Regions from separate parts of the Homo sapiens genome. Here regions 1, 2, 4, 5 and 6 are each linked to region 3. The links are chromatin loops, found by intact Hi-C in ENCODE. Cell type or tissue: endothelial cell of umbilical vein. All regions are shown on one strand. Region 1 has its middle 290 kb from the start of ARSJ. Region 2 has its middle 91 kb from the start of ARSJ. Region 3 holds the start of ARSJ (arylsulfatase family member J). Region 4 has its middle 200 kb from the start of ARSJ. Region 5 has its middle 24 kb from the start of CAMK2D. Region 6 overlaps CAMK2D (calcium/calmodulin dependent protein kinase II delta).

What was found. A loop is a pair of places that touch in the nucleus more often than their neighbours do. Peaks named below come from ENCODE experiments on the same cell type or tissue, not always from the same donor. Only the 100,000 strongest peaks of a DNase experiment are listed, where the experiment ranks them.
Region 1: it touches region 3 in a loop (2.1-fold over the local background); 6 of 110 quality-filtered maps call a loop at or near these places.
Region 2: it touches region 3 in a loop (6-fold over the local background); 4 of 110 quality-filtered maps call a loop at or near these places.
Region 4: a loop joins it to region 3, with 7 times the contacts of the local background. A loop is called at or near these places in 3 of 110 quality-filtered maps.
Region 5: it touches region 3 in a loop (6-fold over the local background); 5 of 110 quality-filtered maps call a loop at or near these places.
Region 6: a loop joins it to region 3, with 2.2 times the contacts of the local background. A loop is called at or near these places in 2 of 110 quality-filtered maps.

Annotation. Positions count from the first base shown.
Region 1 is chr4:114,270,244-114,275,243 of GRCh38, forward strand. No RefSeq gene overlaps it. Among named protein-coding and RNA genes, the nearest start is that of ARSJ, 290 kb to the left of the region's middle. In endothelial cell of umbilical vein, no CTCF peak of the experiment used is centred here; a DNase peak (open chromatin) is centred at 2,248; H3K27ac peaks cover 1,848 bases.
Region 2 is chr4:114,068,599-114,073,598 of GRCh38, forward strand. No RefSeq gene overlaps it. Among named protein-coding and RNA genes, the nearest start is that of ARSJ, 91 kb to the left of the region's middle. In endothelial cell of umbilical vein, a CTCF peak has its summit at 2,622 (motif pointing left); a DNase peak (open chromatin) is centred at 2,603.
Region 3 is chr4:113,977,469-113,982,468 of GRCh38, forward strand. It overlaps ARSJ (arylsulfatase family member J), which reads right to left and starts at 2,179. Exons shown (of 2, transcript NM_024590.4): 1 at 969-2,179. The coding sequence starts at 1,366. LOC107986305 (a long non-coding RNA gene) reads left to right here and starts at 2,345. Exons shown (of 2, transcript XR_001741794.2): 1 at 2,345-2,518; 2 at 2,902-4,060. It overlaps LOC124900762 (a long non-coding RNA gene), which reads right to left. Exons shown (of 3, transcript XR_007058237.1): 3 at 3,427-3,496. In endothelial cell of umbilical vein, no CTCF peak of the experiment used is centred here; DNase peaks (open chromatin) are centred at 283, 1,173, 2,193 and 3,013; H3K4me3 peaks cover 3,118 bases; H3K27ac peaks cover 3,170 bases.
Region 4 is chr4:114,178,107-114,183,106 of GRCh38, forward strand. No RefSeq gene overlaps it. Among named protein-coding and RNA genes, the nearest start is that of ARSJ, 200 kb to the left of the region's middle. In endothelial cell of umbilical vein, a CTCF peak has its summit at 2,591 (motif pointing left); DNase peaks (open chromatin) are centred at 435 and 2,595.
Region 5 is chr4:113,782,869-113,787,868 of GRCh38, forward strand. No RefSeq gene overlaps it. Among named protein-coding and RNA genes, the nearest start is that of CAMK2D, 24 kb to the left of the region's middle. In endothelial cell of umbilical vein, no CTCF peak of the experiment used is centred here; a DNase peak (open chromatin) is centred at 2,233; H3K27ac peaks cover 362 bases.
Region 6 is chr4:113,465,359-113,470,358 of GRCh38, forward strand. CAMK2D (calcium/calmodulin dependent protein kinase II delta) reads right to left here. Exons shown (of 21, transcript NM_001321571.2): 17 at 171-246. Among named protein-coding and RNA genes, the nearest start is that of CAMK2D, 290 kb to the right of the region's middle. In endothelial cell of umbilical vein, no CTCF peak of the experiment used is centred here; DNase peaks (open chromatin) are centred at 2,433, 3,063 and 3,783; H3K27ac peaks cover 2,913 bases.

The DNA.
Region 1 (5,000 bases), 290 kb after region 3:
ACTCTGTTGTCCAAACTACCATAAATCTTTCCTTATTCCCTTAAGCACTTATAATTTATCTTATGTTGTAGTAATTTAAGCTGAAGTGGGTAGTCCCACTAGATTAAGTTTTCATTTTCTTAAGTTCAAACAAGTTTCTCACTGATTATGTATCCCCAGAAAAAAATATATAATGATGTATAAAGTATAAGATAGGCAACACATTTGTGATCAAAATGATTAATTTTAGATTTGAATTCTTACCTAAATAGATTTTTTTTATTGAACCACAAGGAGAAAAATTTGATTTTGAAGAGGCTTTATTTTACTTCAGCCAGCTGTATCATTATGTATGTGCACACGCAAAGGGACACACACACCATTGCAGAGCATGTGGATGATGGATTTTGCTTTAAATAATATCAAGCTAGGCAACTATGTTCTAGTTTTTGGAAATTTTAGGCAATAATAGGAAGAAATAAAAGACTATTTTGTATTTTCAGTTGTTAATTTGCTTTGGCTTTTAGGAGAAAGGAGACAATTTCAATTTAATGTCTTCATTAATCAACTTTCAGTTCAGCCTCATCATGTGCTGCATTTGTTTAAATTTATTGCCCAGCAAGCTAGCAATTTCAAGAGTGTTTAGCATTGTCAGTCAGTCCACTAGTGTGATATGAAAGAAGCAATGAATGTCACTTTTAGGGCATCTCCTTTCCTGTACAGTTTCAGTTTATTAATCCCATTTGCTTCACTCATGAAATTGTAATGAACCATATTTTCACACTCTTTATCAACTAAAAATGGCCCATAGAGCTTTTTTAAGAACCTTCATTTAGAAAGGTGAAAATGAAAGTTAACATTATGTATTTTAAGCCTTTAAATCTGTAATATGAACTTTATGAAGTTAAAGGATGATTTTCAGTTAAAAGAAAGAAGGTCCTGGAATAAAAAAGGAATAATGTCAACAAAAGAGGGAGTGATCAGATTGAGTCATGAGGGAAATAAGGAAAGGGGAAAACAATAGAATTGGTTTGGGGTTAGTCAATAAAATAACTGAACAGATGATACAATCAAGACTTCTAGATAGTGAAAGAAAGAAAGAAGATCAGTGAATAAAGTCAACAGAAAGACAACCAGTGGAGAAAAAAAGAAAAACACAATATTTCATGGGCTTTATAAAGACCCAGAAAAAAATATCAGAGGTTTAGAACTGAGAATTTAGTTTTTTACTTTTGTTTTTTAAAAGAAGCATTGAAGTTATCGTTCACCTCAGTCACCTCAAAATTTAATTATATCACCAAGGAAGTGAGTACTATAACACATGCAGTAATGGACCTAAGATTCTTTAAAAGATCTTTTCACCAGACATAAGCCCTAAAAAATTTCTGTCATACAAGAGTAAGAAAAACAGAAGCCAAAGTAACCCTAAAAACTAAGCATCTGTTTAAAGAGTTTTAAAAAACATTTTGTTGTTGTTTTGTAAATTGTTTACTCCACAGTAGTCTATCATATTTAAATTCAAAATAGAGAAATAATGTATTAAGGACTATTCATGATGCCTAATAATAATTAGTTTCCTTTACTATTTACTTTGAAAGACCTACTGAATTTTTCTCTCTATTGTTTCTTTTCATGGAAAGATGACTAGGAAGGTCATTTTACCATATTGAACAGATGGATGAAATAATTGAGTAATATTGAATGCTGTACTTACTGGCTAATCTAGCAAAATGGATTTAATATTTCTATAGGGCTAAGGGGCATCATATTATTTCATTACTTTTGTTTCTGGAAACTAGAGTTTAAGTATTTAAAACAAGTCAAAGTAGGCATTGAAAAAAGTATTGAAAAGCTGTGAGGCATGTTCCCTGTTCTGCAAGGCTTTCAATTAAGAGCTCTTTTATTTCTTGGGATCTAATATACCCAATTTCATTTTGTGTCATCAAATCACGTTCCAATGATTTTAGTATGATTATGGCGTATTGGATTTAGAAATGTAAACTAGATGAACTGAGAAGAAAGTATGCTACTGAAAATAAATTATTACAAAGAATCCATGTAACTGCTCTGGGTTGCAATTTCCCAGGACAATTATTTCTTTTTGGCCAAAAATTTTTAAAAAAATAAACAGGAAATTTTTTGACCACTCATGTCTTTTCTTTAGTCAAAAGTCTCCTGTGAAAGTAAGGCTTGTCTTGCAAAGTTATTCCTGAAGCAAATTGACTCAGAGGGCAGCATGACTTATGGTACTGTTACTTTGTATAAACAGTTCTGTCTTATGAGTAATGCTGGGTGAGGTCATGATTTTTAAGCACTTATGGTTTTTGTTGAATCCAATGAGTTTGACAAAAAATACTTCAGGAAGAAGTCAAATTAACATGCTACATTCAAAGGGCTTTACACTTCTTACATATTTACTAATATTGATGATTTTCACACTATGAATTTTCAAGAAACTTAGGAAATCTCTCAGGTAACAGGCATGGTGGCAGCATTCAGTAATATAGATGAGGGTTCAAGAATTGTGTGATTTTGGTTTAGTCATTTCCTCCAGAAGTCAGTTTCTTGTATTATAAAATGAGGAAATTCAGGCCTATACATCTAAAATTCAAGTTGTTTTATCTATGCATACAAGTTTTAAGGCAATTTTAATAAACTTTTAATTTTAGAATAAATGTAGATTTACAGAAAAATTGTGAAGATAGTATATCTTGTTACTCCTGCTGTTCATATCTTACATTTGGTATATTTGTCATAACTAATGAAATAATTGATACATTGTTATTAACTGAAATCCATACTTTAATTAGATTTCCTTTATTTTTACCTAATGGTCTTTTTATATTCCAGAATTCCATCCAGGATATCATATTACATTTAGTTGTCATATCTCCTTGGGCTCTCTTGGCTGTTACAATTTCTCAGACTTCTTTGTTTATTATTTTTTTTAAATTTTTAAACTTTTAATTTTTTAAAAAAAATTATGGATACATAGTAGGTGTGTACATTTTGCAGAACTGTTTACAATAGCTAAGATTTGGAAACAACCTAAGTGTCCATCAATAGATGAGTGAATAAATAAAACGTGGTACATTTACACAATGGAATATTCAGTCATTAAAAAAAAATAAGATCCAGTCATTTGCAGCAATATGGATGGAACTAGAGATCATTATGTTAAGTGAAATAACCCAAGCACAGAAAGACTTCCTTATTTTTGATGACTGGCAGTTTTGAGAAGTGTGGGCTAGGTATTTTGTTGAATTTTTCTCTATTGGAATTTGTCTGAGATAGTTCTTATGCCTGGTTTCAGATTATAGGTTTTTGGGAAAAGAATTTACAGAGGTCAGGTGTTATTCTTATCACATCACATCAAAGGTACATACTGTCAACATGATTTATCACTGATGATGTTGGCTTTGATGACCTGGCTGAGATAGTGCTTTTCAGATTTCTCCACTGTAAAGTTACTCTTTTTTTCTTCCCCTTTCCTATGTTCTGCTCTTTGGAGGAAATTTTTATGTGTAGCCCATACTTTAGAAGTAGAGAGTTCTGCTCTATCTTCTTGAGGGTTCAGTATCTACAGAAATTCTTTGCAATTCTAGTGATTATGATTAGGTCTCGGTTTTAGCTTGTGCCTCTGAAATGTGAACTTTATAAGTGCATTTAGTCCTCTATCCCCATGATGGAAGCATGAAGGGATTTTGCACTGTGCACTGGGAGAACCACATTGAACTCCTGGAGGTAAAACTCATAAAAGTGTGGGGACTCCCTATCACTGCTCCCCATCCTGGAGTTTTGAACTCTCAGACTTGCCTACAATGAGCCTCTAGCAATCAATTACTGTTTAGGTTTTTCTGCTCTGGTTCTAGTTCCCATGGCCGTTTCTGCTTCAATAAGCCATGACTCCTTGTATGCACCTGTCTGTCAATCCAATTTTGGGGTCAGTGATTTGCCCTGACACCTGAATTCTCTGACAGCTCTAGGACAAGTTGTTGATTTTTGAGCTTCTTCAGCTTTTTCCTTGTTAGGATAAAGTAACAACATTCAAGTTCCTTACATGATGGGCCCAAATTGAAAGTCTGAAAAACGTTGAACATTTCTTTTGGGCAAAAATCCCCTCAGTTTCATTCATCTGACAAGATTTGTATTTCTCCTTAACTTTTGAGAGATAATTTCACCGGGTGTAGACTTATAAGTTGGTGGTTCTTATCTTTCTATACTAAAGATTTTGTCATACTCTCTTTTTCCTTGCATGTTTTTTTTCTGAGAAGTGTACTGTCTTTCTTATCCCTGTTCCTCCAGAAATCAAGTACTTTATTTTCTCTTAGGCTTCTCTAAAGATGTTTTTTTGGTCTTTGGTTTTCTACAGCTTGAATATGACACGTCTAAGTATATGTGTCTATGTTTTTGTGTTTTTTTTTTAATATTTATGCTTCTCTGAGCATCCAAAATCTGTAATTTTTTGTTTGGTGTTAATTTTGGAAGGTTCTCAACTATTATTTCTTCCAATGTTTCTTCTGCTCCATTTTTTGTTTTTCTCCTTCTGATATTCCAATTATACATATATTTTAACTTTTGATATTATCTTACAGTTGTTGGATAGTCTGTTCTTTTAAGATTCTTTTTCAGTTTATTTTAGTTTGGAAAGTTTCAACTGATTTATCTTCAAGCTCACTCTTTATTTCCCTGGCTGTTTTGAGTACACTGAAGAGCCCGTCAAAGGCAGTATTCATTTATTTTACTATGTTTTTTACTTCTAGCATTTCCTTTTGATTCTTTCTTAGGATTTCCATATGTCAACTTATTTTACCTATCTGCTCTTGAATATTATCTACTGTTTCATTAGAGCCCTTACCATAATAATTCCTATTAATTGAAACGCCCAGTCTGATAATTTCAATACCTATCTCAGCCATGAGTCTAATTATGGTGATTCTCTGTTTCATCAGATGGCATTTTTTATTGCATTTTGACATTCTTTATATTTTTTTGTGAAAGCCAGGCATGTATCAGGTAAA
Region 2 (5,000 bases), 91 kb after region 3:
GCTACCTGACTTCAAACTATACTACAAGCCTACAGCAACCAAAACAGCATGGTACTGGTATCAAAACAGAGATATAGACCAATGAAACAGAACAGAGCCCTCAGAAATAATACCACACATCTACAACTATCTGATCTTTGACAAACCAGACAAAAACAAGAAATGGGGAAAGGATTCCCTATTTAACAAATGGTGCTGGGAAAACTGGCTGGCCATATGTAGAAAGCTGAAACTGGATCCCTTCCTTACACCTTATACCAAAATTAATTCAAGATGGATTAAAGACTTAAACGTTAGACCTAAAACCATTAAAAACCCTAGAAGAAAACCTAGGCAATACCATTCAGGACATAGGTATGAGGAAGGACTTCATGTCTAAAACACCAAAAGCAATGGCAACAAAAGCCAAAATTGACAAATGGGATCTAATTAAACTAAAGAGCTTCTGCACAGCAAAAGAAACTACCATCAGAGTGAACAGGCAACCTACAGAATGGGAGAAAATTTTTGCAATCTACTCCTCTGACAAAGGGCTAATATCCAGAATCTACAAAGAACTCAAACAAATTCACAAAAAAAAAAAACAAAAAACCCCATCAAAAAGTGGGAGAAGGATATGAACAGACACTTCTCAAAAGAAGACATTTATGTAGCCAACAGACACATGAAAAAATGCTCATCATCACTGGCCATCAGAGAAATGCAAATCAAAACCACAATGAGATACCATCTCACACCAGTTAGAATGGCAATCCTTAAAAAGTCAGGAAACAACAGGTGCTGGAGAGGATGTGGAGAAATAGGAACACTTTTACACTGTTGGTGGGACTGTAAACTAGTTCAACCATTGTGGAAGTCAGTATGGCGATTCCTCAGGGATCTAGAAATAGAAATACCATTTGACCCAGCCATCCCATTACTGGGTATATACCTAAAGGAATATAAATCATGCTGCTATAAAGATACATGCACACATATGTTTATTGTGGCACTATTCACAATAGGAAAGACTTGGAACCAAGCCAAATGTCCAACAATGATAGACTGGATTAAGAAAATGTGGCACATATACACCATGGAATACTATGCAGCCATAACAAAGGATGTGTTCCTGTCCTTTGTGGGGACATGGATGAAGCTGGAAACCATCATTCTCAGCAAACTGTCGCAAGGACAAAAAACCAACCACCACATGTTCTCACTCATAGGTGGGAATTGAACAATGAGAACACTTGGACACAGGAAGGGGAACATCACCCACCAGGGCCTGTTGTGGGGTGGGGGGTGGTGGGAGGGATAGCGTTAGGAGATATACCTGATGTAAATGACGAATTAATTGGTGCAGCACACCAACATGGCACATGTATACATATGCAACAAGCCTGCACGTTGTGAATACGTACCCTAGAACTTAAAGTATAATAAAAATATATATATAAAAGAAAACACAGGGAGATTTGGACATAGAGAGACACACAGAAGCCCATGTGAAGATGAAGGCAGAAATTGGAGTTATGTTGCCATAAGTCAGGGAATTCCAGGAGCCACCAGAAACTGGAAGAGTCAAGGAAAGATTCTTCCTTAACACTTCAGAGAGAGCATGTCCCTGTCTATTTTGTACTTCTGGCCATCAGATCAAGGAAAGAATAAATTTCTGCTGATTTAAGCCACCAAGTGTATGACCATTTGTTATAGCAGTCTTAGGAAACAAACATACTGGGTAATAATAAAGAAGAAGGAAAGGAGGGTGCTATAAATGAATTTTGAAAATTTGGAATTTCAACCTGTCCTTTCCAGGGTATGATGCATCTTTCTTTCCCCTAACTGCAACCCCAGATTGGCCTGGTCATGTACCTTTCAGGTACAACTTGGCCAAAAGTGGGGGCATAGTGTATTCAAATTCAGTTCTGGCTCAGCCATCTGGAGTTTGCTCTTGGATTGACGTGGTCCTAGATCATACAAATAATGACCACTTGGTTGAATATACCTGCTGGTAGAGTTCTTCTATATAGAGACCCATGAGGGCCAAAGCAGGAAGCCTGATGTCTCTCTGTGAATTTTATAAAAATATTATCTGTGGCACCAGCTGCTGAAGGTGGTATAATCAAAGCTTAGGAATGGATGCGGAGAGGTGGTCGTCTCTACTCAGTGCACCACTGTGGACTTGGCAGCAGATCTTCCCATCAGGACTGAGAAGCATGAGCTGAAAGTGACCTCTTCTCAGGCTTCTGCAGCAGCTCCACCCCACTGAAGGTGAATGTGTACTGGGGGAGGGTTGTTGTTGTTTTTTTTTGTTGAGACAGAATCTTGCTGTGTTGCCCAGGCTGGAGTGTAGTGGGGCAATCTCGGCTCACTCCAAGCTCCGCCTCCCAGGTTCACGCCATTCTCCTGCCTCAGCCTCCCCAAGTAGCTGGGACTACAGGCGCCCACCATCACGTCCGGTTAAATTTTTGTATTTTTAGTAGAGACGGGGTTTCACCGTGTTAGCCAAAATGGTCTCGATCTCCTGACCTCATGATTGAGGGAGGGTTTTTTTTTTTTAATGCATCTCTATTGCCTCTTTTCCTGCCCCTACATGCTATTTCTTACTCCTAAATGCCATCTACTGGAAGAACCCTGAATTACATCACCATACAAAGTTACGCTGCTACCACAGGCAATGTCTGAGAAAACCATAGCACAAACCTATCTGCAACCAAGGAACATGTACAGAGCCTTGACACCATGAAAGCACCCAGAAATGAAGCCAATAAATTATACACAGCACACACCACAGTAATACCCTCAAGGGAAAAAAGAATTAAAAATCAAGAAGCTCCTTACAAGCGATAGCAAATCAAAAAAAAAAAAATCAGTTATCTCAGATGAGAAGAAACCAGTGCAAGAATTCCAGCAACACAAAAAGCCAGATTGTTTCATCATCTCCAAAGGATAGTTCTCAAGTAATTCATCCTATCTGGAATGAAATGTCTGAAATGACTGGTATAGAATTCAGGATGTGGATGGCAAAGAAACTCAATGAGATCTAAGAGAAAATTGAAATCCAACACAAAGAAGGCAGAAAAATGATCAAAAAATTGAAAGACAACATAGCTATATTAAGAAAGAACCAAACAGAACTTAGAGAATTGAAAATTTCACTACAGAAATTTCAAAATACAATTGGAAGCTTTAATAACATACTAAACCAAACAGAAGAAAGAATTTCAGACTTTGAAGACAGATCCTTCAAATCAACCCAATCAGGCAAAACCAAAGAATGAAGAATTTAAAATTATGAACAAAGCTTTAAAGGAATATGGGATTATGTAAAGTGACCAAATCTATAACTTATTGGAATTCCTGAGAGCGAAGAGGAAAGTAAGCAAATTGAAAACATGTTTGAGGATATAATTCATGAAACTTTCCCCAATCTTGCTAGAGGTTGACACGTAGATACAAGAAATCCAGAAAACTCCTGTGAGATACTGTACAAAATTACTATCCCCAAGGCACAGTCATCAGACTATCAAAGGTCAATGAGAAAGAAAAAATCTTAAAGGCAGCTAGAGAAAAAGGTAATATTACCTATAAAAAGAAACCCATCAGATTAACAGCAGATTTCTCAGTAGAACTTTATTAGTGTACCATTTTTAGCAATCTTAAAAAAGGAAATTCCAACCAGGAATTTTCTATTCCTCCAAACTAAGCTTCATAAATGAAGGAAAAATAAAATCTTTCTTAGCCAAGCAATCACTGAGGGAATTCATTACCATGAGGCCCTGTAAGAGGTTTTTAAGGGAGTTCTAAACATGGAAATGAAAGAACAATATATGTTACCACAAAAGTACACATAAGAACATAGCCTACAGACTCTATAAAACAACTACACAATAAAAACTACAAAGCAACTGGTAAAAAATACCACAAGAAAAAAAGCTCACATATCACTATTAACCTTGAACATGAATTACCTAAATGCTCCACTTAAATGACATAGATTGGCAAATTGGATAAAAAAAAACAAGATCCATCCTTCTCTTGTGTTCAAGAGACCCATTTTACATGTAATGACACCCCCAGGCTCAAAGCAAAGGGATAGAGACAGATCTATCACACAAATGGAAAACAGAAAGGAGGAGTGGCCACTTTTCTTATATTAGATAAAGTAGACTTTAAACCAACAACAGGAGAAAAGAAAACAAGAAGGCATTACATAATGATAAAATGTTCAACTCAACAAGAAGACTTAATTATCCTAAATATATATAGACTCAAATTTGGAGGGCCTAGACTTCTAAAACAATGACTTCCAGACGTAAGAAAAGATTTAGACAGTTACACAATAATAGTGGGGAACTTCAAAACCTCACTGACAGCATTAGACAGATCACTGAGGCAGAAAACTAACAAAAAATTCTGGGCTTAAATTCAAGACTTGACCAATTGGATCTAATAGAAATCTACAGACTATCCCACCCAACAACCACAGAATACATATTATTCTTATCTGCACATGGAACATACTTTAAGATTACCACCTGCTCAGTCATAAAGCAAGTCTTAATAAATTTTAAAATATTGAAATCATAACAACCATCTTGTAAGACCACAGGGAATAAAAATAGAAATCAATACCAAGAGTAGCTCTTGCAGCCACACAAATACATGGAAACTAAACAAGTTGTTTCTGAGTGACTTTTTGGTAAACAACAAAATTAAGGCAGAAATGTAAAAATTCTTTGAATCAAATGAAAATAGAGGCACAACATACCAAAACCCCTGGAATGCAGCAAAAGCAGTGTTAAGAGGAAAGCTTATAGTGCTAAAAATGCCTACATCAAAAGATAGAAAGATCTCAAATTAACAACCTAACCTCATATCTGAAGAAAGTAGGAAAACAAGAGCAAACTAACCCCAAACCTAGCAGAAGAAAAGAAATAACTAAAGTCTGAGCAGAACTAAATGAAATTCAGACCAATAGAATCATACAAAGTTTCAATAAAATAAAAAGTTGGTTG
Region 3 (5,000 bases):
TTCACAGAAGCAAGGGTTCCCTGTCCTGCAACTGAAATCACAAGACATAGATTGAAATGGCTAAGGATTTTCTTCTACCTCTGTCCAGCTTAACCCCTGCCCTTCCTAGTTTATCTTCGTTCCACAGGCTGAATTTGTACATCCAAATCAATTACAGTAGCCTGTGTTCTGATAGGATAGAGTAAAAATATGAAAATGTTTGAACAATTTAAGTAGAAGATTTAGCTACTTAGCAAAGCAGCAACAATATGAAAAGCACTTTACTTAAGCATCCAAATAGTCTGATTTCTGTTGGTTAGTCAGAAAATTCCAGACCTGTGAAGAGCAACAGAAAACTGCAGATGAAGTTTGACTCCTCTTGAGCACTTACCATTGTATTTCCTTGCATTTTGAGAACTGCTTTGCTAATTAAATATGGCCTTCATTAGGGGGTCTCATAAGAGAAAATGACCCATCAAAGACCGAAGCAGAGTCATACATAAACTGGTCATATTTTACATTACTCTATATCTGTTTCGTTGGTTCATTTTCTCTGATAATTCTAGATTTAAGAATGCACCAAGAGTAAAAAAAATTTTTGATCTTTCTTATCAGTGATGGTGAGTGTGAATTCTAGTATGACATCTGAAACAAAATCTGAGCATGCTCAAAAGTAGAATAGATTTGAAACAGGAGACCATTTCTGGAAATCTCTGGTTTGTGGGTATTTATACGTTCTCATCTCATTTAGAAACTTATAATTGGCTCTGTAAAAAGGAAAACTAGACTACACTAGTGACTAGAAAATTAAGATCATTAACATTGTATCCATTTTAACACGGTACCCCAATACCATACATCATTCATTCATTCTTCATTCATTCAGTTGTTCCCCATACTTTCTGTTACTCCCTTAAATTTGGAGCTGGATCTTCATTAAATGCTTAAGATTTCTCCAAGGAATAAATATAAGAAGTAGGAACACTTACTTTCCAGTAATAAACTGACTCCTGGATGGTGTGCAAATAGGCTGGACATAGTAGTTCTCCAGTTTAACTCCTTCGGCAGCGAGCTTGTCAAGAGTAGGTGTTTTAATCTCAGATCCGTGGTAACCCACATCTCTAAATCCCTGATCATCCGCTAGGATGAAAATGAGATGGGGCTGGGAGGTGGAAGTTGTGCTGGGCTCTAGTTTCTCTCCAGCTTGAGCTAGTAAGGCCCCTTCTTCCTCCTCTTCTAAGGCCTGGCCCCAGGACAGGTAACCATAAGTGAGGAGGCAGAGGATCCAGAATCCTGCCAGCGCCCCCATTGCTAGCATCTTTCCAGGACAGACACAGGCCTGTGGAGAAGGCGGAGGCGGATGCCCCGCACAGCCCCTGGGAGCCATTCACTCAGGTCCCAGGTGAGACTCCACGCGGAGAACCACGCGCCCCGCGCCGCTGCGGGCGCACACATGCACCCAACAGACGGTGAAGACTCTCCACCTGGCAAGAAATCCTCCTCTCCTCTCAGCTGTCACCATGTCCGACAACTTTAATCTTCCAGAAGTGATGGCTTAATGGATGGGACTCCGGAAGAACAAGGAGGGCTCGCTCTTCTCCAGCACATTTCACTTTCTCCTCCTCCTCCCCCCTCCCTAGAGCAGCTTCCACCAAGGAAAAAAAAAAGAAAAAAGTTAATATCTCCACCCAAAAGTTCTCTGGAGAAAAAAACCAAGCAAGGAATTGAGAATCACAGTGGACAGGAACTTTTCGTGGCCAGAGCGCCCTCGACGTTGGGGAGCGAGGCTGACTCTCCTGGGAGTGCTGGTACGGAGGGCGGCGGGATCGGCCGTCTGTCCTGCGGTCCCCACACCTGGAAAGAACTGCGAAGTGGACGCGTCGCGTCTGGCTCTGATCAGACAGATAAACTGCCGTAGTGGACCGGCCTCCTGATCACCTTCTCCACTTTCCCAGGGCTATTTTCCCCAGTCCTTTCCTAGGCGTTTGCCAATCTCCCCGACACTCACCAGGCGGCGAAGTGAGGAAGAAGCCGTTTCCTGATCTCCCTCCACCTCCGCAGAAACTCCGGGCAGCAATTCCTTTTCCCCGCTGCTAGGGAGCCTGAAGGCCAAAGCCGGGTCCCTAGCCCCGCGGCCGGTCCGCGCGGAGCCCGCTTGGTCTTTGCGTAGTTGGCGCACCCGGCGCAGGCGCTGCAAACTGCGTGCGTTTTCTCAGCTAACTTATTTAGCTTTGGCACTCCGAGTTCTTTTGCCTCCTCCCTCTTTTCTCTCCAGTGAATCACAGAACGGTACTTTCTTCCTGAGCTCCCCCGGGAAGAGGGGGTGGGGGAAAAGGACTGTTTAGAGGCTCGATCTTTCCTTTTTCTTTTCCGGGAGGTGGATGGCCAAGGCAGAGGAGGCTTTGCCAGAGAGAGAGCTGCGTGCTGCTCCAGCCCAGCGGGATTCCGGGGGATCCGCCTGGGCTACCGCGTCCCAAGAGTGTCGCCTCCTGCCCATCACCCCGCTAGAGGGAAAGGACGGCGGCGCGAATGGGGAAGGGTAAAGCGGGCACTTCTTTTCGTGGGGCTGTTGGTGAAGAGCCCCGTCTCCCATCCCTAAAGTTGCGCTTGCAAACTTTTTCTAGCTTCTGGAGGGAGTGAGAGAGAAGGAGCAGGAATAAAAACAAAATGCGTATGACACTCTTTCCTCTTTCCAACTTCCTTTGCAGGTTTTCCTTTACTAGTCCCCCCACCCCCATCATTTTCCTATTCCTTTTGTCCCTACCTTTTTTTTTTTTTTTTTCAGTAACGATGACAAATTTTTAAGTTTTATTTCCTCTCCCAATAGCTGGCTTTTACAGCCTGATTCTTCGTTACCCTTTCCCTATGTGAAAATACTGGAATTGCCCGCTCCCTCTTACCTCTCCCCTAACTTACCCACAGGGTGTCTCCAGCCAAAAGCCTGGAGAGGAAGAGTTATGCATTTCTCCTTCAAGAACCCCGAAGCCAGTCTGCATTCCTGCATTAAAGAAGCCAGTGTTTCCCATCCAGTAATTCAGGGAGCTTCATCATTTTTTTTCCTTCTTTCTTTTTTACCATGTGGAGGAAAACCATTGTAAAAACTTATCTTGGTTGTGAAAATACTCTTGATTTTACTAGAGTCATAGAGTTTTAAAGTCCTGCTCAAAGGCAGCAGAGGGATGTATAGTATAGTCTCTATAGAAGAGGCAATGAATGCCAAGAGCCACTGAGATATTTTTTTCTACCACCAAATTTATTCAACAGTTACTTACTGAATACCTACTGTGGGCTGGCACATAACATGTCAGATTCTCTCAATTGACTGAAACATAAATCTAGGTTTCATTTAGCCATTTATTTCTAATTCTCTCCTGTTGCTAAAGTTCCTGCTGAGTTCCCAGGCAAAACTTTGTGAAATGGGAACTTTGAAAGGCACGATGGTGCTCCATGAAGTTAACCTTGCTAGCTGCTGTAGGCCTTCTGGTCTCTGTTCTTCCTTGCAGCCCTTCTGGCTAAGCTGGGGAGAGATAGTCAGTTTTAGAAGCCATGTTCAGAAATGTGAGTTTAGCAATTCTGTAAATTAAGTCACCAAATATGTAATGAGAGTACTGAGTGTCAGGGGATTGAAAAGCATTGAGAGGTAGGGCCCTAGGCTTAATGGGCCTAGCCAGGTGCTTGAATGGGAAAGATGCAAACATTCTGGTCAATCTAGCCTTTTATTTGGGGAGATAGTGACTTCTTGTGACATAGCACAAGAAGTATCCATGTTCTGTGCAAGAAGGAGACACATTTTCAGTTGAGGTTCCAAGCAATAATAATAAAAAACAATCAAAATGTATGGAATACTTACCATGTGCTAACCATAGTATTCTATATACTGATACATACACACATATACAGTCGCATCTATCAGGGATTAGTTTCAGAACCCTGAGGGATACCAAAATTCATGGATGTTCAAGTCCCTTATGTAAAATGGTGCACTATGTGTATAAAACCTACATATTAATGTATCTTCTATGCTTTAAAACATCTCTATATTACTTATGATACCTAATACAATGTAAATGCTATGAAAATAGTTGTTGGACTGTATTATTTTTATTGTTGTATTGTTATTTTTTTTTCTTCTTTCCTTGAATGTTTCCAGTGTATAGTTGGTTGAGTCCCATAATGTAGACCCTGCGAATACAGAGGACTGACTGGGTATGTTTGTTTATATAGTGCTATATACAGTTTATTTCTTTTCCATCTATATCAACCTTATGAGGTATTCTTCCACTCAACAAGTATTTGGGGAGCTGGGCCAATGCTAGAGGACAGGAAGGTAATGATGCAATAAATCAGTCTCTGCTCTGTTGGAATATACACCAGAGTGAAGAAGAAATACATTCATCAATGAATCACCCTACAACTCCAATAGTTACTTACTGTATTACTTACTATACAAATGTTCTGAAAAAAGGAACATTTTCAAAGAAATTTTAAAACAAAAAACGATTTAGACTGGGTACAATTACTGGGTGAGGTGGTTCAGGGGAGTGATATTTAAACTGAGGGCATGTTATTTTGTTTGCCGTTGGCTTTCTATAGAAAATTTAGACTTAGAAATCTGACTTCAAAGCTGATGGTTTACAAAAGATATTCTTCCTACAAATGGGCTTTAAAGTCTTTGCCAGCCACATAGCACAGAGACAACACAGCTGCCAGAGTTAGAATTCTAATCCCCACATGAGGCATGCAGACACTCTACGCTCAGGATAGAAGGACTGAATTCAGGCCCTAAAAGGTCATTTCTGGATTAAACAGCACTAACCCTAAGAAAGACTAAGAACTACTAACAATTAGTAATAAGAGCCGAGAAACAAGAATGGCCATGCCACAGTAGACCAAATGAGATGTGACTCAAAGAGGAAAATCAAAGTCAGCTGAGTGCCCTACCCACAGTAGGTAGGACTTATTTCACATCCCTGAGGAAGACACGGGGAATGACATCAGAGTCTATTGAACACCCTAAGCTT
Region 4 (5,000 bases), 200 kb after region 3:
TTCATTGTGTAATGCTGCTGGTCCCTTGGTAGTGCTCACTAAGTCATTTTCTCTTCTATTTTCTAACCTTTCCCCATTCCATTATCATGGACCTCCAGCTGACTGTGTGTGAGGCCTAGGTCAGTGACACACCCATGGCCATGTGGCAGTTTGATATGGTAGGGGATGCACCTACACCTCTTCTTCTCAGGCATTGTCTAGGAGTTCAGCTTCTGGAGTCCATACAGTTTTGGCAGCTACATTAGCTTTACTGGCTATTTTTAAAATGACATGAAATGAATGTTGTTATGTGAGGAAAAGATTGTTGAAAGGAAAAGTGATTAGAATGAATTATAACACAAAGAAACAAACTCCAAGACATGTGAATTCAACCTCAAATGCTATAATGGGAAGGATAGTGGATTGGCATTCATGCTAACAAGTTTTGCTTTGGAAACGTTTGGTGGAGTACATGAAAAGAGAAAATTATTTCCTGGTGGGCATGCTGTATTGTTAGGTCACCAGCCAAGCCTTCAGCTGTGTGTATTTATAATGTGGGTGTTCAGCAATTAGCTCAGGAATGTTGGGCAGTAATTGTTGAGACAAACTTGGCCAAAAGGAAAGGTATTAATCATTTACAGAAAAAAGTTTTATTTTTCCATCTGGGTCAGTGGGGTTAAAATTTTTAAGGGAAGAAAGATACCAGCTACCAGAATATGAAAAAGAAGGTGGAATAACAAATGTGATATGTGGAAGAATGGAAGAGACCAAAAAGGTTTCCTTACTAAGGGGAAACAAAGTTGCATATTGGTAAAATGTTGGTCAGCTAGGGGAAGAGAAGAATTAGCAATGAATGACAAATTATGCAAAATGAATCTAAAAAAAGAATTATAATTCACCAATAGAATACGAAAAGCTTCTCAGTTACACATATGATTAGGAAGATGCAAATAAAGCCACAATAAAATGTTAGTTTGAAACTACCAGGTTAGCAGCAATTATTTTTACATTTTATTATATTTAGTGTTAATAAAGGTGTGGAGAAACAAATATAGCTATACACAATTGGTGGAACATTAAGTTAATCCAATTTTTGGAGAGAAATCTGGCAATATCTATTAAAATTAAATTTTATATCCTTTGATAAACAATTTCACCTTCAGAAATGTAACCTTAATACAAAATGAATTTGTATGAATTTAAATTTGCGTTGTCTGTAAGTACAAAAAAATTGGAACAATTTAAATGTCTGTTAGAAAAGTTGATATTCTAATGATGTCAATTCTAACCAAAGTAAAAGATGGGAATTGAGATAGGATGTTATTCATGTAATAATTGATGGAAAGACTAATAGAACTAAATAGAGAGTCCAGAAAACCTATGTTTACGTGAAAATATAATTTATTTAGAAAAATTTCATGTAGGTGAGAAAAGTGTGAGGTATTCAATTAGTGGTAGAAAGACCATTGATTGTCAACTTGAAATAAAATAGATAAAGTTACTACATTTCATTGATTCTAACACTACTTCTTTTCATATTTAACATTTCTGAAATTTCTTACAGTTGGTGGAGAGTCATAGTTTAATTGGAAGCATTTTCTTTTCTTTCTTAGAAGTATATAAATTAAAATAATACTCTTAGAGTCCTATATTTAATAACATATGGTAGATCCCTACTTAACACAATAGAGGAAAATTAATTACACACACACACACACTCGTACATGCATAACAGATGTAAGCAAAGGTGAAAACACAGTAATTTTTATTTATAACTGAGAAGTTTGGATCTAGGCCGCAATTCTAATAGAAATTACAAAGGCTTTACCTGGCCATGGTAATGGGTAGAAAGCTGCCCTGCACAGTTCAAGCTTGGTGTATAATTAGTGCATTGCTGTCTCTGGAGGGAGTTGCATTGGAGGACTCAGCCTCCCAGCACCTCCCCTACCCCAGTGATCATGCTCATAGGTATTCCTGCATTCCAAGCTTAAGTGCCTCCATTCAGAGGCCTTCTTATTGGAAGATGAGGGAGGATGTCTGTTCAGACCCTTTTCAGGTGCCTCCACTGCCTATTTTTTGGAAGGGGGATGAGTGTCCTTGAATGAGTGTCCTCCTAAACTAAAAACCTGTACTGCACATTATTGTACTGAATACTGCAGGCAGTTGTAACACAACGCTAAGTATGTGTGTATCTAAACATAGAAAAGGGGTAGTAAAAATACAATATTATAGTCTTATGAGACCACTGTAGTGTACACGGGCTATCATTGATAGAACTGTCATTCTGTAGCACACAACTGGATATCTCAAATACAGTCAATAATTTAATTTTCTCATTTTTCTCAGAATTCCTGCTTTAATACTGCCATAAGCACTTGCTTTGTCTGATCAAGAATTAGTTTAGCAGGGTATACCTTGTGAGCAGGTTGGGGTGGTTCATCTGAGTGTGCTAAGAGAGTCCGTCCAGCATTCTGTTCAGGGATACTCTAGTAGCTGTGAAATTAAAAATGTTTGCTCAGTTGCTGCTAGGAAGGTCGACCTCCTCCCAGACTTCTGAGTCATGAGCCCTCTTGTGGGACGCAGCAAGTAGGGGCTGCGTCCAATGATGCTGCCATCTGCTGGCGTTGACTGCCCCATTTTCTCTGGCATGGAAGCTTCAGACATGTTTCGGAGCCCTGTGATCTTCAAGGACTAAATAGGGTTCACTCAAAATGCAAGTTGGGCTGACTCTGAGCAGAATAGGGAGAGAAAGGAACTGTCAGATTGTGCTTGGCCAGCTATTTCTCAAGGATGTTAGAAAAAATACTTTCAATATAATTTTTGGAAGATAACATCATTCATTTGCATAAAACAAGATGAACAAGACTAATTTCTAATTTGACAATTTGCTGTCCACAGAATTTTTCATTACTTGAATTATTTTATTTATTAAAAAAAAATCTCATCTCAAGAACTAGAGCTAGAATGGCACATAAAGAGGTAGCCTGGAGTGACTTTTACAAGAGTAAATGTTTTTCCAGTACTATGTTTGATTAATTACATTAGTCTAATAAGTTCAATTTCCTATCTACTGACTTTGATGTTCAGAATTATACTGAAGTTATCTGTTCAAAGACTGGTGATTAGCACAAGAAATTGACTTTATAATGGTTCAAATCTTTTGAAGGGCTAAATTGTGAGTTTCCCTAGAGGTATAGATTAACTACAGAATTGTTATTCTGAAATGCCAATTACTTTTCCACAAAAAATTATCAAAATGAACACATACATGATCTCTGTCTATCCCATCTATGCCTGCTTTCTCTTTGACTTACTCAGGTTCCTAATGGAGAAGAAAATGCAGCCATCAACATTGGCTTCTTTCTGGCTTGGTCCAAGCACATAATTTGTCCACATTGGACTCTCCACAGTTTATGAGTTCCAAGTCAGTGCTCAACACCCCTTGCCTCTCAATTTTCAGTTGAACTGAATGAAATGAAAAATAACTTCTCATAAAAAGGATGGGGATTGACTGAGGACTCTCTCAGATATTTTGACAAAAATTCATTCCTCAAATAGAGAACTACAGTATTCAAATTTTTTATTCAGTATAATTGAGTAACCCAAATGGTGGAAAAATAGTCACAGAGAAGATAATAAGGGTAATTATCTTATTACAGAGAAAACATATACTATGTAAAATTAAATTATCTTTAAAATATCTGGAGAATATATATAATACAAACTTTGTTAAAAAGAAGGAAACACTTATTATTCATCCCCCACACTCAGAGAGACGTACAGAAAATCATACTCAATTCTTTCCTTGGGAGGATCACTTCTGGTTCCTATGTCTTCTCTTATTATTGCCTTATTCTCATAAAAACACAGATATTCTTTTTTATTTGGTGATTTTGGAGAAAATCACATTCTTCTAGCATAGCCCCAAATCATGGCTCTGCTTTTTCTCTGATGTTCAGATTACTGATCAATATGGTTTTACTGTACCCCACCCAAATCTCATCATGAATTGTGACTCCCACAATTCCTATGTGTCATGGGAGGAATCCCATGGGAGACAATTGAACTATGGGAGCAGGTCTTTCCTGTGCTGTTCTCATGATAGTGTATGAGTCTCAGAAGATCTGAGGGTTTTAAAAATGGGGGTTTCCTTTCACAAGCTCTTTTTTTTTGCCTGCCACCATCCATGTAAGATGTGACTTGCTTCTCCTTGCTTTCCACGATGACTGTGAGGCCTCCCCAACTGTGTGGAACTGTAAATCCATTAAACCTTTTTCTTTTGTAAATTTTCCAGTCTCAGGTGTACCTTTATCAGCAACATGAAAACACACTACTACAGAAAATTGATACAAGGAGTGGGGTGCTGCTGAAAAGATATCTGAAAATGTGGAAGCGACTTTGGAACTGGGTAACAGGCAGAGGCTGGAACAGTTTGGAGGGCTCAGAAGAAGACAGAAAAATGTGGGAAAGCTTAGAACTTCTTAAAGACTTGTTGAATGGCTTTGACCAAAATGCTGATAATAAAGTGGACAATAAAATCTAGGCTGAGGTGGTGTCAGATGGAGATGAGAAACTTGTTGGGAACTGGAGTAAAGGTGACTCTTTCTATGTTTTAGCAAAGAAACGTGTCATTTTGCCCCGGCCATAGAGATTTGTGGAACTTTGAACTTGAGAGAGATGATTTAGGGTATCTGGTGGAAGAAATTTCTAACCAGAAAAGCATTGAAGAAGTGACTTGGATGCTGTTAAAGGCACTCGGTTTTAAAAGGGAAACAGAGCATAAAGTTCAGATAATTTGCAGCCTGACAAAGTGATAGAAAAGAAAATCCCATTTTCTGAGGAGAAATTCAAGCCTGCTGCAGAAATTTGCATAAGTAAGAGGAGCCAAATGTAATTTGCCAAGACAATGGGGAAAATGTTTCCAGGGCATGTCAGAGGTCTTTAAGGCAGCTCCTCCCTTCATAGCCCCAGAGGTCTAGGAAGAAAAGATGGTTTTGTGGCCAAGGCCCAGGGCCCTCCTG
Region 5 (5,000 bases), 190 kb before region 3:
GTATATAAAAATGCACTTATGGTGGTTTTAAATGCAAGCACACTCAAGCTGAAACACACAATAATAGGTAACATACCTAGAGAAAAAAAATCTTTTAACGAGCAGGAAGTGACAGATGAAAGCATAGAATTAGCCATTGTCTTCAGCAAGATGTTGTTCACGCTGATTCCAATAAGCGTAATTATGTAACATTCTCCAGTAGTGTTCAACCACTTGAATGTAGGAACATATTAACAGTTAGTTGGATTTGACCAGTGTTTAGGTTTTGCCAGGGAAGAATAATTGAGGGAGAAAGAAAAAGGGGCATTAAGGACATTTGTTAGAAAGTAAAGCTGGGCACAATGGCTCATAATTGTAATCCCAACACTTTGGGAGGCCTAGGCAGGAGTATTGCTTCAGCCCAGGAGTTGAAGACCTGCCTAGGCAACACAGTGAGACCCCCATCTCCAGAAAAATAAGAAAATTAGCTGGGTGTGGTGGTGAGCACCTGTAGTCTAAAATATTCAGGAGGCTGAGGGGGGAGGAATGCTTGAGTCCAGAAAGGTGAGGTTACAGTGAGCTATGCTTATGCCTCTGCATTCCAGCCTGGGTGATAGAATGTGACTCAGTCTCTCTCTCTCTCTCTCAAAAAAAAAGTAGTTATATGATGGAAACATGAAAAACAAGCTGTACAAGTGACGTGAGGACACGAGGTAAGATGAATAAAGGAAAGTTATGGGGTTAATGAATTAGTGCTAGTAATGAACTGGTGAATTGCATGAGTAGAGTACTAGAGTAAGTAGGCTAGAAGAATAGGAAATGACAGAATGAGATGTTTAAAAGAGAAATTCAAAGATGGTACAGGGTGATGACAATGTCTAGATATGACACATGAGTGGGTCACGGAAGAGTGATAGAGGACAAGATTATTAGAGGTAAGGAAACAAAGGGATTGAGGTCAAGGTGTTGGGTCATCTAATTGGATTTTGAAGTAGATAGCCATGATGACAGAAAATATATAAATGAGTGAAGAGCAGTGACTCAGAGGTCCCTACGTTGCTTAACAAGAAGGGAATCCATAGTGGCAAAGAATGATAACGTGTGTTTCAAAAGACAGAGTTTTGAAGTGTGAAATAGGAGTGACAGTTTGGAAGTAGCAACAGGGAGCAGAGAGGACGCTACCTCAAGCTCTAAGCGTATGTAGTATGTAGCATATAAGAGGAAAATAATAGGCTGGGTGTGGTGGCTCACGCCTGTAATCCCAGCACTTTGGGAGGCCGAGGTGGGTGGATCACGAGGTCAGGAGTTCGAGACCAGCCTGGCCAACATGGTGAAACCCCGTCTCTACTAAAAATACAAAAAATTAGCCAGGCATGGTGACATGCACCTGTAATTCCCAGCTACTCGGGAGGCTGAGGCAGGAGAATCGCTTTAACCCAGGAGGCGGAGGTTGCAGTGAGCTGAGATGGCTCCACTGCATTCCAGCCTGGGCAACAGAGTGAAACTCCATCTCAGGGGGGAAAAAGAAGAAAAAATAAAGACATTTTCCACTTGAAGGGCTCTAGGGAAAGCAGGGTTTGCTGGAGTCAGGTTAATTTCAACAAGAATCTGAAGGAAATGTTCAATAAAAAGATTAAGGAAGTAGAGGAATTTTCTGATAACTGGAAACAAGCTTTGGTGGAAGGACTTGGATGACCAAGAATGTGGGAGATGTGATCAGATTGGTGACGCTGAAAGCAGGGTGGTGATAAATACCTGTGAAATTAGGTGAACTGGGAAGCTTGGATTTCTGAGGGTGATACAAGGGAGCTGGTATTGGACTGGTATTGGAAGCATGATGAAATTCATTTCAGAAGCCACAGAGCACTGAGTTTGGAGGTCATGGGGTGGCTGTTATTGCCTTCAGCTGAAGATGGGGTGATAGGGAGGAGGTGGGTCTCATTCCTGGGATATCAGAAAATCTTGTGCCCAATGTTGCTGGCAAAAGAGCAATAATTCAGTTATCTTTAATTCCCCCAAAAGCCCTCTCTACTAAGTAATTATATTTATTGGAAAAACTCCCACAGAATCTCTAAAGCTCAAAAGTCCCTTGCTTTGTGAACTATTTTCTGGCTTCAACATCCCATAGTTAGTCATTTCCTCTATTACCCAACACACAAAGTGCACAAATAGCACTTTGCACAAACCTTCTGTCTCTCTCACTATACACTAAGCTTCTTGACCCAAGAACTGTGGTTTACTTTGTATCTGTGCCAGAAAGTGGATCATATCCACAAACTGGATGACAAACTCAGGACCTACTCTTCAATAGTCTTTGAGGAGTAAACGAATTAGAAGTCTGCTTAAGTTGTGTTACTATTATTACTAGCTGTTGAACATTTACTTAAGGGTAAGCATTGTGCCAGGAGCTGCACATACATAATCCTGATTTTGTAGGTTTTCTCTTGATTATGCTTATGTTCTTCTAAGAGATAGAATTTTAATTAATCAAACTAAAGGTTAAATACTGCAATGACAAAAATAGAAAAAATGAAGGTGTTAATTTTACTGTGATGTTTATTATTTATTACTGTAACTGTTTTAAGACAAGAAACTTTCTGTAAAGTAAAATGATTCAAAGGGGGAAAATGGCTTACATGATTCAAATATGATCAAAACTTATTTTGAGTTTGTAAGAGAAATATGCAAATTAGACTCTGGTTGACAGTAAACTCAGCTAGGAATATGCAAAGAATCCTCAAACACCAATTTCACTGAGACAGAAAGAATGCTAGAGTGACAGTGTCATGAAATGTCACAGAAATTTTGGCATAGGTAATGAAATTAGAAATTCTATTTTGCATTTAAATTATTTAAAATTATACTAAATTTTTTAAAAATAGGAGATGCCAAATAGCTTCATGTGCTTTCAATTTCATAACACTCTCCTTCCCTAAGGAAAATACTATTGAATATCCAGGGCTTATGTGGAGCTTGCACAAGCCAGGGTCCCAGAGGGTCTGTGATATGAATCCTATATTCTGAGTTGCACAGGAGAATCATACCAACTTCCACCATTGGTAAAAATTTAGGCGTGCAAGTCTGGAATAAGGACTCTCTGACATTTTGAAAGAGGAAGATTTGAGCACTTCCTCATATCTCAGAAGCAACAAAGAATCCTTTTTTCAAAAAATTTTTATCCTCTGGGACATTTACAGAAGCATCACATTAAACCTGGATAAATGAATGTATCCCAGTTACTTAGTAGTTGCTGGCATTGCATTGAATGTATTCTACTACTTAGTCAGTTGCTGACATTGCCCACGTGATGGATGCCATGACTATACCTAGGATACAAGTAGAAGTAACGTAAGCAGCAGCAAGTATTTTTTGAAACAGGGAATGGTTTTAAGTTTTGATGTCCACAAGTAGGTTCTTAATAGTTTAAGCATTTATTTAATTACTTGATCTAAGTGGCCAGCTAAATCAAATGATTCAGTAAAATGACTAAAACTAGGAAAATAGAGGGTTTGAATTATATAGTTGATATTCCTATTCAAATAGGTAGATAATTTGCCAATCTTCACTTCATTTGATGCTTCATAGCCATATCTTCAAGTTCATGGGCAAATAGAGCAGTAGTAGTTTCACTATATAATCAGCAGGATATGGAAGAGGCCAGACTGGTAAAATTAGAATTTTTTAATTGTGTGGGTCACAGTCTCTGAAAGAATAGTACTTATGTTTTATTCTCTAATCTGCCAAAATTGCTGGACTGTGAACAAACCTTCAGATGCTTACTCAGATTGAACTATTTTAATACCCAATGATTACTATTTAGACTAAGTCAAATGAGGCAGATTTGCTAAAATAACTGCTGGACACATCTCAATAAAATTTATCTGTTGAGTATTTAAAAATTTGGACAGAAAACAGGAACAAGTGTTACTAACTATTCTCAGGTGTTACTAAACTTATCAACTATAATCTCAGAAGTTCTGTGTTTACCTTTGAATTTTATTTGCTGACTTTATTCACTAGAGCTGTTATGACTTTTCCTAAAGTTAACTGTCCTGCTGAGTCTTGGATGCTAAGTGTGCAGGATAAGTTAGAAGCAGTCAGGATCTGGGGTTGGCCATGTAGAAGTAATATTAGCTAAATGGTAAATAGGAAGGTAAGAGATTGTGTTCAGAGATGTCAGCTAGGAAACAGAGTGATAACACAAAATATTCAGTTTAAAACTGTCAGGTTGTAAGGATCAGGATACCAGGCTGAGAGATTAAGGGAAAATGGTCAGAGACCTATGAGAGATGGAAAATTAAGATGGTTCAAGTACTTAAACTTTTCAGTATGTGTAGCAGGAGGCTATAATCTGAAGCATAGAGTCTAAATAGTTATAGATAATTATTACTGGTAGCTATTCTTAACTATTTTTATGAGCTTTATACTAAAACTACTAAGACAGAGGTTCTTACAGAGCTCTTAAGGCTAGAAATGTTATTAAAATATTAGACTTGAATGAATGGGTACTTAGCGGCAGGTGAGACCTGAATGGAATAGGGGACTGATGAGTAGAGAGCTAGACAATTTTCCTACCTACATGTTTCTGAAAAGGAAGTGCTTAGATTTGCATCCCAGCTCCATCACATACTACCTGTATGGATTAAATTCATGTCATTTAACCTCTCTCATAATATTTAATATAGAAGATTGCTATGATAATAAATGAAATAAGTGCCTGACATCATGTCAGATTCAGAGTAACCACTCAATAAATGTTAATTTCTGTCCTTCTTCATCTACCACCTAAGCACACTTTGTTTTACAGTATTATGTTTATTCTTGTATATCTCAATAAACTCTCTTTTTGATAATAGGAAAAGTGTGTTGGCATTTTATCACTAGTATCTACCTGATACATGGTAGGTGATCAAAAATGTATTCTATAGATATAGCATGTTTGGAAAGTATTCCCCTTCTAAAGGAAATATTCCCTTCCTAATAGGAAGATAATATGGAAAACTTTAAGACATTCTAAATTT
Region 6 (5,000 bases), 510 kb before region 3:
TCTGAAATTTTTCTCTCCTAGGGGCACTTAGTCATTTATGAAATAAAACTATTGTTAACATATCAAACCTTGAATTAAATATATGTGAATTCAGACATGTTGAATAATGCATTCATATAAAAAATATATTTACCATATGCATGAAAGCAAAGTAAACGTCCGCTACTCACGTGTAGGCTTCAAAGTCCCCATTGTTGATAGCTTCGATCAGTTGTTCAGTGACTTTGATAATCTCTTGCTTTCGTGCTAAAGGCAAAAATATGGAGTTGGGTAAGAATAAAAGACAAAAGTCATATTAAATATTCTTTTTCATTTTTAATTTTTGAGATAGGGTCTCACTCTGTCACCCATGCTGGAGTACAGTAGCGCAATCACAGCTCCCTACAGCCTTGACCTCCTGGGCTCAAGTGATCCTCCCACCTCTGCCTCCCAAAGTGCTGGGATTACAGGTGTGATCTGTGCCCTGCCAGAATCTGCATTTTAACATGACTCTCAGGTGACCTCTGAGTACATTCATGTTTGGAAAGCACTGCTATTTTCCATTTGTTTGAAAACAACAGTCACCTGAAAGGTCGGTCAAGGCTATGTTTTTTAAAATTAGTTTTTACTAAGGCTGGGCAAAGTGGCTCATGCCTGTAATCCCAGCACTTTGGGAGGCCGAGGTGGGCGGATCACCTGAGGTCAGGAGTTCAAGACCAGCCTGACCCACACGGAGAAACTTCATCTCTACTGAAAAAAAAATACAAAATTAGCCGGGCTTGGTGGCGCATGCCTATAATCCCAGCTACTTGGGAAGGCTGTGGCAAGAGAATTGCTTGAACCTGGGAGGTGGAGGTTGCAGTGAGCCGAGATCACGCCACTGCACTCCAGCCTGGGCAACAAGAGCAAAACTCCGTCTCAAAAATAAATAAATAAATAAATAAATAAATATAAAATAAAATAAAATAAAATTAGTTTTTACTACCTTAACTTGATTGGATTAGTAAACATATTTCTCTTCATAGTTAACAAGTGTTATTAAAAACAATCTTAAAAAGTATCATTCTAATAATATGTCTATCTTCAGAGTAAAGATGATATCTTGCATTGAGATATTGAACTTTATATAATTATTTGCATTTTCTCACTTTTCTGCTTGACAAACTCTACAAAAGGATGCCGACACTGTGACTGGCCTTTGTTTTTAGACAAATGGCCTTTAGTAAACTCTACAAATTGAAGAAGTGACATATGAATCAATACTGTAGATGTAGGCAGATAATAAGATGAAAGCCTCCAGGTATAGCTGTCAAACCCAACACCAATCATGATTTGTTTCTATTCCTAGCCCATAATTGGTGAAATTATTAATAGTGGTTTGGCTCAAATCCTATCTATTCAGTGAATTTGTTTCTACTGACATCTGCCTCAAGTGTTCTTTCTCTTTTTTGAAAGCCTGCAGCATCTGTATCACTCGGCAATTATGCATATGCTATCTCTTGATACCTTCTTTAGTTTAAAACACATTATTACTTGTTTTAAATTGTTATTAAACTTTCTGTACTGTGTAATGTGTCTTCCTTGTTAACTTAAAAGCTTCCCGAGGGCAAAGAACATTTTATTTTCTTGTATAGCCTAAAAAGCTTTGTTCAGTGTCTTTTATGGAATAGATGCTCAATGTTTGTGAATTTAATCAATTGAGACTAATAAACTTTTCTTGATTTCAGAACACTGTTCTCTTATTTATAAAATTACTGCATGAAATATTTTAGAAATCAAATTTTACTGGATTTTAAGAATATTGCGATATTCCCTTAAAATCACTGAACATAGACTGGGAATCACAAAATGTTACTTCCCATCTTATCTTACTGAGGTAGTGAGGCTATTGATCACGAAGAAAGCTGACCTCAGGTTTTATTCTTTATTGACTAAAGAAACCAGTTTGCATTTTTTATGAATCTGATCTTCATCAAGCAGATTTTAACCACAAGCTTAAATGCTTACTTTCACTCTGAAACTTCAGGTTACCTAGGTGATGACATTATTTAAAAATAAATTTTCTATAAACCACATTTTACTTCATCGAGACTATATGAGACTATATCATAACAAATACAAGTAATAAACTATCCTATAAAATGTGATTAAGTTAGTCCATAATATGGTTGCTAACAATGTCAAGGTCTATAATATTAAAAAATCACTATATGGGTTAGAATTCATATTTAGTTACATAATTACTTTTCATTTATATAAAGTAATATAACACAGCTCCTACAGAAGTCCAAAACATTTCTTGCCCTTGCTCATTTGATTGATGAATATCAATAATACATTCAACAGCAAAACATAGTGACAGAAGTGGTATCAGGGCATGATTTTGTAATAAGGATCCTGCCAGTGACACATTTTAGCTTAATTCAGTTAGGCAATAGGTGATTCATCTGTCTGTGCCCTCAACAGTATGAACATTTGGCAAAAGCTAATGACAGCTGACCCGATTCTGGAATATAAGGGATACGGGTGAGGAGGATCTCAGAAAATGAGATTATAAAAATGTGGCCACCAAAACTTCTCTCTCACATGAAATCCTCATTTCAAACTAACAGATTTTTTTTTTTGGTCTGATATACAGCTGATAGGAAAAACTACAGTTTAGAAAACATGGCCAATTTGAAATGAGCATAAGATCAACGTCCTTCGTGGAGCTTCATTAGGGTAGGCTTCAGTTTATAGAGTGTGAAGAGTTTAGGATCACTTCCTAAAGTTTCTGAAAGTCTCTGCACTGCCTCACAAGCATAATATGGAATTAGAATCATCGGGTGTATATGGCCATCTTTTACTTTCTGAACCACTGTGGAAATACGCATTCACTCTTAAGTATTTTGCATGCCACAACTGGCTTAAGGGTTGTCCTGCATAAACAAAGCAACACAAATTGCCTTCTCTCACTTCTTATGCTTAGAAACGATGGTGCTTTTGCTGGCAGGACAACAAATGGGAATTAGCCAGGATGCTTCTGTGCTGTATCACCATAAAAACAATGTGACTCGTTTGGCTTAGGAGGGGCCTGGAACTCAGGAATCTTTAGAGTGCTTATTTCACTGGGGCAAAGGAGCTTGAGTGAGTCACAGGCGGCACATGACAGCTGACTCTTTAAAGGAAAGCAGAAGGCTGGAAATGAATCATTTGTATATAGTAGTCAGCTTGTTGTTGGAACTGTTGCCACAAGCCCAGCATCTGACCTAGAGGAAGAGCGAGGGTTTGGTGTTAGCTAGCTCTACTCTCAATCAGCAGTGAGGTTGAGGAACAGTTACTGTGTCAGTGGCTTGGACAGACAAGTTGTGTGGGGAGGGGGTCCATTCTCATCTGGCCTTCCCTCTTCCTGAACACCAAGTAATAAATAACCACTCCAAAAGTCAAAGTGGAGAGCTTGTGATGTGTCCCTAATTATACCACGATGAATGCAGAATGTACCAGTAAGGTGTTCCCTGAATACCAGAAGCTTCTTCCACTCCAGAGCTAGCCATTTAATCGCAGGAAGCTGTTTACCTACTAGGTTTATTTCTAGAACTGAAGTGCTCAAGCCTATACTCATAGGACACAAAGTACTTTCTGGCGATTTCTAGATTCTTAGGAAAAGGAAAAAGAGAAAACCAAGTGGGAGAGATGTTCCAGGTTCTGAGTGGAATTACTTTCCATGCAATTATGCACAAAGAATTGGGAACATTTTCCCTTTCAAATTCATATATTTTTGGCTCTTGTTCTAAGAGGCCTGGAAGAGTAAGATAAGGGTGTGAATGATCCCAGTGTTTGAAAACAAAATAAAACCCAAGAACTGAGAGTAACTACATAATAAAACAACTTACAGATTTCAACATTTCCTCAAACATTAGATTTGGTTACTATAACAATACTCAGGAATGCAGTGATTATTTCTTGGTTTAACAGATAAATAAAGGGATTATGCGCATTGCCCAAAGGTATGGAGTTTGCTGATCACTCCTTCCCACCTTCTTGTCTTGGAACACTCTCCTTTTACTTAACTCTCTTGCTTTTCTACATGTTCTCATTCTCATTTGCCATGTTATCCTTCTCTACCTGGATATTAAATGCTTCAATTCCTTCTAAAGACTCAATTTGAGTCCCTCTCCTTATCTCATGCTGCATCCCTAAAGTCCTGTGTACACCAGTGTTTTAAATAGTCATCTATATTCCAATGACTCCCAAATTGTTAACCTCCTTTCTAGACTCTTCCTTCAGATCTATGTGTCAAGGCTATTTTTGAGCCTCCATTTGGGTATCTCAAATGGACCTCAAACCCAACATATACTGAACTGAGCTTAAGAACTTCCACCACTACAAGCCTGCTTGCTCTTCCATGGATCCCCATTTTGGTGAATGGCAAGATCATCTCTCAGTTGCATAAGCCAGAAAGAAACCTGAGGATCATATTTGACTCCCTAAATCCAGCACCTCAAGCCAATCCATTAAGTTCTGTTGAATTTGCCTTCCTCTTCTTTTTGACTTTTTTTCCTCTTCACCCCCACTCTCTCTGGGTATAAGCACCCATCATTTCTTGTCCAGGCTCTGTAACAGCCCTCTGATTTAGTGTTTCTGCAACCAATTTTGCTCTTCACTATTCTGTTCTCTACAATGCAACCACCTCTCTCTCTCTCTTTCTTTTTTTTAAATGCCTATCTCTTCAGATAACCTTCTATTTGAACTCTTCTAAAACCTTCTCACTGCTCTCAGGATAGGTACCTGAAGAGAGACTACAAAACCTTGCGTAATCTGGACTCTGCCCATCTCATTAGACTCATTCAGACTCTTTGACTTTATCTTCTCCAATCCACTCTTGCTCCTTTGTTTTACCAATTCAAAATGGACATTCTGCCTCCTATTACCAGCCCTTTATATGTACTGTCTTCTCTTCTTGGAAAACTGCACCCCCCCCATTTTGCTCCTACTTCTTTTATCAGATCTCAATTCAACTATTATTTCTTCAAAAATGCCTT